Linked DNA regions of Homo sapiens: region 2 is linked to region 1. A link is an interaction called in ENCODE POLR2A ChIA-PET data of the cell type or tissue named here. Cell type or tissue: endothelial cell of umbilical vein. All regions are shown on one strand.

Region 1 (4,000 bases):
TGAGTGTGTGAGTGCATGTGCATGCATGTGTATGCGTATGTGTGTGTTTGTAACATTTTCATCAGTTTTTTGCTTGCCCTCTATTTATGGTATTTTCAGATGTGATTAGATTTATTTGGTCTTTGACATTATGATTTCTGTCTCTATCATTGAGTTTAGAAGGCCAATATTATTCCTACCTCATTACCAAAGAAATACTTAATTCTATCTGCTTACAGATTTAACTTTTTTCTTTTTCCTTTTAAATCTCTAATACATTTGGAATTTAATTTTCTTACTGATTAAACTTTACTTGTATATGTTTATATTTTATAATGATAATATTAAACCATTTGTAATGCTTAAATTAAATATTAAATGGTCATAACACCATTTATTTAAAGCCTATTCTTTCTTTCAGGTTTGATATACTGACTTTTTCATCATGTTGATAATCTTGTGATATATTCCTGTTAATGCTCCATTGGTTTCTACATTTTTTATCCTGTTCTTATAAGTTGTCTGTCTCCTCCTGTGGCTGTTCTATTTTATTTTAATTACTGAAACTTTATTGGACAATAGTAAGCTCAGAAGAGAATATCTGTAGGACAACAGTAGGCTCAAGGAGAAATCATCTGTTCTCCTAATCTTTTACTATTTTTCGTATTTTCCTGACTGATCTTCAGTATTTCTGGAAAATTGACAAGCAATGCAGATTTTGGATAATAGTGCAGGCTTCACTTTCATTGTGCCTGGGTTCAAATCCCAGCTTCTTAGCTGACTGGCAATGTGACCCAGCAAATTTATTTACTTTGGCATGGCTCAGTTTTCTTATCTGTAAAGTAAGGGTAATAGTAGTCCCTATATTATAAGTTTATTATGATGATTGTGTGGGTGGAACCCGTGTGTGGCACACACCGGCACTTAGTGAGAAGTTAGCTTTGCCATTTTCCTTTATTCTTCACTTTAATTTTAGAATTATTTTGTCAACTTCAAAAAAGTTCATTATGAATCTTATTACTGAGTCTTCTCTAGAAGCATGACATGACTCTTCATTCACTTGTTTTCTTTTGCGTCTCTCGGGAAGTTTTGCATTTTCTGTTGTGTATATATAATATTTGTACATTATATCTAACTATCTATCTATCTATCTATCTATCTATCTATCTATAGATATATATATATACTTGCACAATTATATCCACATACACTCTAAGAAATAAGGCCAGCAGAAAATATGTGGGTATGTTAGACTATAATTATCTCTGAGTATTAGGTTATGAGAATTTTTTCATTTGTAGTATTCTATACATTTTAAAACTTATTAACTGAGCATTACTGATATAAATCAATAATTTTTAAGTGACTTTTGTGCCCTACTACGCTGGTGCTGTGTGCTTCAGACTGAAGGGCAGTGCCTGTTAGATCTTATGTGCTACATGTTACACAAGTACTTTGGGAAATAAGCTGTTGTTTTAAAAAATGTGTCATCAATTTCTAGAGAACTGGACATAACTTTGAAGCAAAACAATTTTAAGTGGATGACTAAAATCCTTCCTGAAAACGCATGCCTGTGGTCCCTGTGAAATCACCTTTTCTCCCCCTTTCCTAATCTCCTTTCCCTCCTAAATCTAAATTTTCTTGTAATGCTTCAAAATATCTGGACTTGATCTCAGAAGATATTCTGTCATGCATATTGACAGGACTGGGTACTTTCAGCAAAACAAAGGACATCTTTAAATTTTTACCAGCCCCAGATAGAAGTGTCTAGAGTTCTAGATTTTAGGAGAAATACAGCCATGAAGGAAAATGTTGACATTTATTTCAACGTTTCAACAGGAGGAAAGAATGAGAACACAATGTACAGATCAGCCTTTCCTCTCATGTTCTTACAATGGGAGAAGGAGAGAGGGTATTTGAGACACCAAAGCATGAAAGCCATGACACAGGGAAAATACTGAGAACATAACCTACAGATCAGATTTTCCTTTTATGCTCTTACCATGTCATAAGGCAAAGTGCTTGTTTGAGATTTCAGGGCACAAGAGCCACTACAGCAGGAAGGCGTCGCATCATCGGAACATTTGTGATCAAAGAGAAGACTGTCTGCACAAAGCACGGACTGCAGCCAAGGGGTCCTTCACCCACTGTTCTCACAAATGCTTGCCTTTGCTATCACAACTGCTATTGCCAGCTGGACGCTGAGTGTCCCCTCAGGGTTCATAGAGATCTGTCTCCCTGAGGTCTCTTAGGTGCTGCTGCTGACCAGTAGTAACTTGGTGAAGACCCTCGATTGTGAGGACATTGTGGTGAAATGTTGCTTTCTTGACAAAACAAATGTGTTTCCTTCTGATCCATGAACAAAGATCTGTTGAATAAATATTATGAGCGTGTAGAAGGGAGAGACTTTATCTGATCAGACTAGGGAAAGGGTGCTTTTAATATCTGTGGAACAATCTGTAAGATCGGACGTTTCCTCTGATAACAGAAACTCCAGAGTTACAAGAGAAATGGCTTCCTGACATCACAGACACTAAAAGGCCTTCTGAGTAGGAGTAGCAGTTGAATTTTTGACTACTATGTAAGGGAAATACAGTACCAAAAAAAAAAAAAACCCATGGAGATCAAGTCATTTCTTACTAGCAAGTACCCCTGACTTCTACGTATTTGTTGTTAGATCCACAAAGAATATAGTATAACTTCATTTTCTATCAACTATTAGGGATCTATAGTGCCATAACAAAGTACTCTAAAATTTATCAGCTTAAACAGTAAACCTTTATTATCTCACATGGTTCCTGAGGGTCAGGAATCTGACAGTGACCTAGCTTGGTGATTCTGCCTCGGGGGTGCTCATGAAGTTGTGGTCAAGCTGTTGACTACACTTTTTCATCTCGGAAGACTTGACTGCAACTGAGGGACTTGCTGCTAGGGTCACTCATGTGGCTGTTGGCAGGAGGCTTCAGGACCTGTCTGTGTGGAGCACTCTCTGGGGCTGCCCTCGAGATGGCTTCTCTCAGAGGGGGTGATTCAAGAGACAGAGTCCCAGACAAGTACAGGATGCCTTACATAACCTAATCTTGGAAATGGCACGTGATCACTTATTCCATATTATATTGATGACATAGACCTGACCTGGTACAGTGAGGGAAAAGACTACACAAGGATATAAACACCAGGATGCAGAGATCAGGGGGCCATCTTGGAGGCTGCCTGCCACAGCTATTAAAGGTAATTTGTTGACAACTCACAATTTCTAGCTACCCAGTTGCTCATTCTTTTGCTTAAACTATTCAAGGCTGGTGGGGGACATGTGAATCCTGTTAAAATGTGGAAAGATCTAAATGTGTTTTATAGAAAAAATTGAGTAAACTTTTTTTGCTTAATAAGCAAAAGAATGATGAGGAAGGAAGGGGCAATTGTGTGTGTGTGTGAGAGAGAGAGAGAGAGAGAGAATATAAAAATCTAATTTTTTACCAAAATTATTTTTTTTCTTCCGGGTGAACATGTGGCTTTAACATAACTTCTATTCCACAAACTCAAAATCAAGCACCTCTGTTAACTCTTAACTAAACATAGACTTTTTCTGAACTTTGGAATAGGAGTAAGGGGGAAGAGTGAAACACACTAGCTTTCATGCCTTGTTTAATTTCTAATTTCTTAAAGAGTGGACAAGAAAGAGAATGAATTCAGCAAAGTCTTTGATCCCTACAGTTCATATTCAGACAAATAGGAGCCAATTATTAAGGCTAACTGCCTCAGTAAAATAAAAAACAGCCAATTTAACTTCTGAACACAGGAAGGTTTTTTACCCATTATGGAATCATGAAAGATCTGAATGCACATGATATGGTGTAACCATAAAATAAGGTTGAGTTTTTGCTTCCTGTTAAATCTCATGAGAACAAGCATTCTGAGTGAGGGGTGCGGTAAAGACACACAGGGCTAGTCTTAAAAGAAGGTAAAGTTTCTGGCTATGTATTAGGCTTGATTAGAATTTTCTGGTTAAAACGAATTCTCC
Region 2 (4,000 bases), 170 kb before region 1:
TCTAGGATGTCTGTTGCTGTCTACAAAACAAGAGTAGTAGCCAGTGTGGTGGCTCACTCCTGTAATCCCATAGTTTTGGGAGGCTGATACAGGAAGATCACTTGAGGCTGAGAGTTTGTGCCCAGCTTGGGCCACATAGCAAGACCCTGTCTCTAAAGAATAAAAAAGTAAACAATAAATAAGCTGGGTGTGGTGGTCCAGGCCTGTAGTCCCAGCTACTTGGGAGGCTGAGGTGAGAGGAATACTTGAGCCCAGGAGATTGAGGCTGCAGTGAGCCAAGATGGTGCTACTGCACTCCAGCCTGGGTGACAGAGTGAGACCTTGTCTCAACAACAAACAAACAAAAGAAATCAACAATGAAACCCCAAAAACCTACAACAACAACAACAACAACAACAACAACAACAACAACAAAACCAAAACAAGAACTCCTTCCCAAAGAAAAGTAGTAAACCATTCATGGTTATAAGCATTAAATGTGATGTCCTATTAAAGTGTCTAAATCATGGTCAGGAACCCGATAGGTGCTTGAAATCTAGAAATTTCATTCCTACATAAGGGCCAATTATTGAGCATAGGTCAGATGACCAGTTAAGAAAGCTGCGGTGCAGTAAATTGGAAAGGGAATTGGTGATGTTGGGGAATTCAGGGCAGGATTTGTACCCCCTAAAGGAGCAGTTCAAATCTCAATGATGACTTAGGATGTAGGTCCTTATGGTGAACCTGACAGGGGCTGCTGTGCTGTGAAGTATTGCTTTGAAATCGGGGTCAGGGGTGAAGCAGCTGTTGACGAGGGTGCCCCTCTCTTCTGACCTCTTGGCCTGCCCTTTCTTCTTGCTCCTATGTAGACACTTTCATGAACTACACAGTGGTCTCAGAGGGCTGCAGAAGCTTTATGTAGAGCAGACGTTCTTGAACTTTCGGTCTAAAGACACCTTCGTACTCTTAAAAACTCTCAGAACTTTAAAGAGCTTCTGTCTACCTGGTTAATTCTATTGATATTAAGCACATTAGACATGAAAACTGAGAAATTAAAAAAATAAATTTTTAACAATTATTTAAAAATGCCGATAAACTCATTGCCTGTTAACATAAATCTCTTTTATAAAAACAATTATTTTTAAAAAACGAAAGTATCAAAAAGAATTACCTTTTTTTACTTTGTTTACATTGTTCTGGAAATCTCTTTAATGCATTGCTCAACAGAATACAGATAAGTTCTCATATCTGCTTCTGCATTCAATGTTGGAGAAGTTCTGCATCATGCGGTCTCTGGAAAAGTCCACTGTACGTGTGTATGAAAAAGACACATACCATGTTTGAATTATTATGAAAGTAGTTTTGACCTTGAAGACTCTGAAAGGATCTCAGGAACCTTTGAGAACTGATAATATAACGTATCTTTTTCTTGGTAATAATGTTTTTGAACATTCTCAGTATTCCCTCTCAGCTTCCTCCTGGTGCCTGTGTTCAAGCAATCACAATTGCTAATGATTCTTCTTGCAAAATTCTTAGGTTTGGCAACCCTGGAAATAGTAGATTTGATCTTTAGCTGTCTCCCTCACTCTTATCTTTCCTCTTTCCTTGACAGCTGTTCTTTCCTTTTCACTCTTGGTGGCACAAGCTTGGGAGGTTTTCCATCCAGGCTGGTGCCTCTTAACTTCTCTCTCTGCCTCTAGGGCCTGACAGCTGCCAGGCTGTCCTTTATCTGACATTGTTCACAGTTTACTTCCTTCCCCCAAAGTCTTGGTTTTGACTAAAATGTATTAATTCTTGGTTATGTTTTATAAAGATATCAAAAACTTTTTCAACCAAAGTTTAAAAAAGAATTTGCAGGGTGGGGGTGGGCATGTGTAAAGAATCTCAGGCATCTTCACTGATGAACTTCAGAAACTGTGTCAGTAGATTTCTGATGCCAGCCAGGATTGAGTAATAGGCCCTAGATTTACTTTCTCATAAGAAACAACTAAATTACTCTACAAAATATGCAAAACCAGGGTTTTTAAGAATTGGACATCAGCTAAGGAAGGATAGTGATCCCTGAGAGGCAGAAAACAAAGCCCTGTGACTTCTCCTGCTTACTGATGTGAGAGTTTCCAGGCCATGGCACAGGGAAGCGTGACCCAGGCAGAGTCAGTGAGAAGACTACCCAAAGTCAGAAAAAGCGCCTCCCTAAAAGATTAGATGAAATAGTGGACAGGAGGAGGAATAATTCCTATTCTCACCAGCCAGACTGGAAAGTCTCGTAATTCATAGGGATTTGTTAGAGGACTCAGAAGCATCAAGCTTCAGAAGTGGGATAAAATGAGTCCTAGAGTGAATGGTGCTGTGGTCCTGTCTGCCGAGTCTTAAAAGCAAGATCCAAAAGAATCAAACTATTCTCAATAACTCAAATGCATCCTAAGACACAAAAATATTCAGCATCTAACAAGTTAAAATCCACAATGTTTGGCATTCAACCAAAAAATTACCAGGTATGCAAATAAGGATGATAATAATGCAGAGGAAAATGAGTCAAAACCAACCAAGAACTAATAGAGATGTTAGAATTAGCAGACAAGGACATGGAAACAGTTTTTATAACTGTATTCCATAAACACAGAGGTAAGTAGAGAAACAAAAGACGTGAAAATGCCTGCGTCTAACTTCTAGAGATAACAACTACAATTTCTGAGGTAAAAAAAATGACTGGATGAGATTAATAGCAGATTAGATATTGCAGAAGAATAGATCAGTGAATCGAAAGACATAACAATAGAAACTATAAAAAAAAACCACAGAGGAGGAAAAACAAACAAGTAAAGAACAGAGCATCACGAAACGGTGGGAAAATTTCAAGTCACCAAATACACATGTAATTGGAGTCACTCAAGGGAAAAAGGGAGTGACAGGAAAAATATTTGAAGAAATAATGGCCAGGAGTTCTCCAAGCTGAACTGAAAATTACAAACCCACATACCCAAGAAGTTCAGTGAACCTTAAGAAACTTGAGGACAAACACATCATTTCATCATAATTAAATTTCTTAAAATCAGCGATAAAGAAAAAATCTTAGAAGCCTGAGGGAAAAAATACGCCTACCAAGAAACAGCAGTGACACAGATGGTAGCAGATTCCTCATAGAAACAATGCAAGCTAGAAGAGTTTGGAGCATGATCTCTAACATACTAAAGGAAAAAATTGTCAACCAAGAATTTTATACACAGTGAAAATATCTTTCAAAAACAAAGACACAATAAAGCCATTTCAGATATATAAAAGCTGAATTAATCACTAACAGACCTGCACTACAAAAATGTTAGAGGAAATCCTTCAGACAGAAGGAAAAGGATACTAGATGGAGATCTGGATCTATCCAAAGGATAGAGCACCAGAAATGCCAAATTATTATTTAAATGACTTTAAATGAAAATTATTTAAACAGAAGTAATAATGATGTAGTGTGAGGTTTATAGGATATGTAAAAGTAAAATGAATGACAAAATAGCACAAAAGTCACGCAAGGGAAAATGAAACTATACTATTTTAGGGTTCCTGTATGTAGGGTGATACAGTATCATTTATAGGAACAGTTTTAGCACTAAATACCTGTTTTAAAAAGAAGAAAATTGTCAAATTGGTGACCATAGCCTCCACCTTAAGTAACTAGAAAAAGGAATAAATTACACACCAAACAAGCAAAAGATAAGACATAATAAAGATCAAAGCAGAAAGCAACTAAATAGAAAACAGAAATACAATCAAGGACATCAATGACACCAAAGCTTTGATGTCATTTGATGACACCTTTGAGAAGATCAATAAAATTGATAAACCTTTAGCTGGATTGACTGTGGATTAAAAAGAGAAGACAGAACAATCAATGGTAGGAACTAGGTAATATCACTATACTACACCACAAATAGTAAAAGAATAATAAGGGAATACTAGGAACAAAATTAGGCATAAAACATATACTTTTAGATGAAATAGATAAATTCTTTGAAGGACCCAAGCTACC

What was found. ChIA-PET counts read pairs that join two places held together with the same protein. Peaks named below come from ENCODE experiments on the same cell type or tissue, not always from the same donor. Only the 100,000 strongest peaks of a DNase experiment are listed, where the experiment ranks them.
Region 2: POLR2A ChIA-PET joins it to region 1 with 7 read pairs; 2 of 35 experiments call an interaction of 5 or more read pairs at or near these places.

Annotation. Positions count from the first base shown.
Region 1 is chr2:102,302,962-102,306,961 of GRCh38, forward strand. No RefSeq gene overlaps it. Among named protein-coding and RNA genes, the nearest start is that of IL1RL1, 6.6 kb to the right of the region's middle. In endothelial cell of umbilical vein, no CTCF peak of the experiment used is centred here; DNase peaks (open chromatin) are centred at 1,580, 1,800 and 2,220; H3K27ac peaks cover 2,893 bases.
Region 2 is chr2:102,128,883-102,132,882 of GRCh38, forward strand. It overlaps a transcript of IL1R1 not described here. Among named protein-coding and RNA genes, the nearest start is that of IL1R1, 12 kb to the right of the region's middle. In endothelial cell of umbilical vein, no CTCF peak of the experiment used is centred here; no DNase peak of the experiment used is centred here.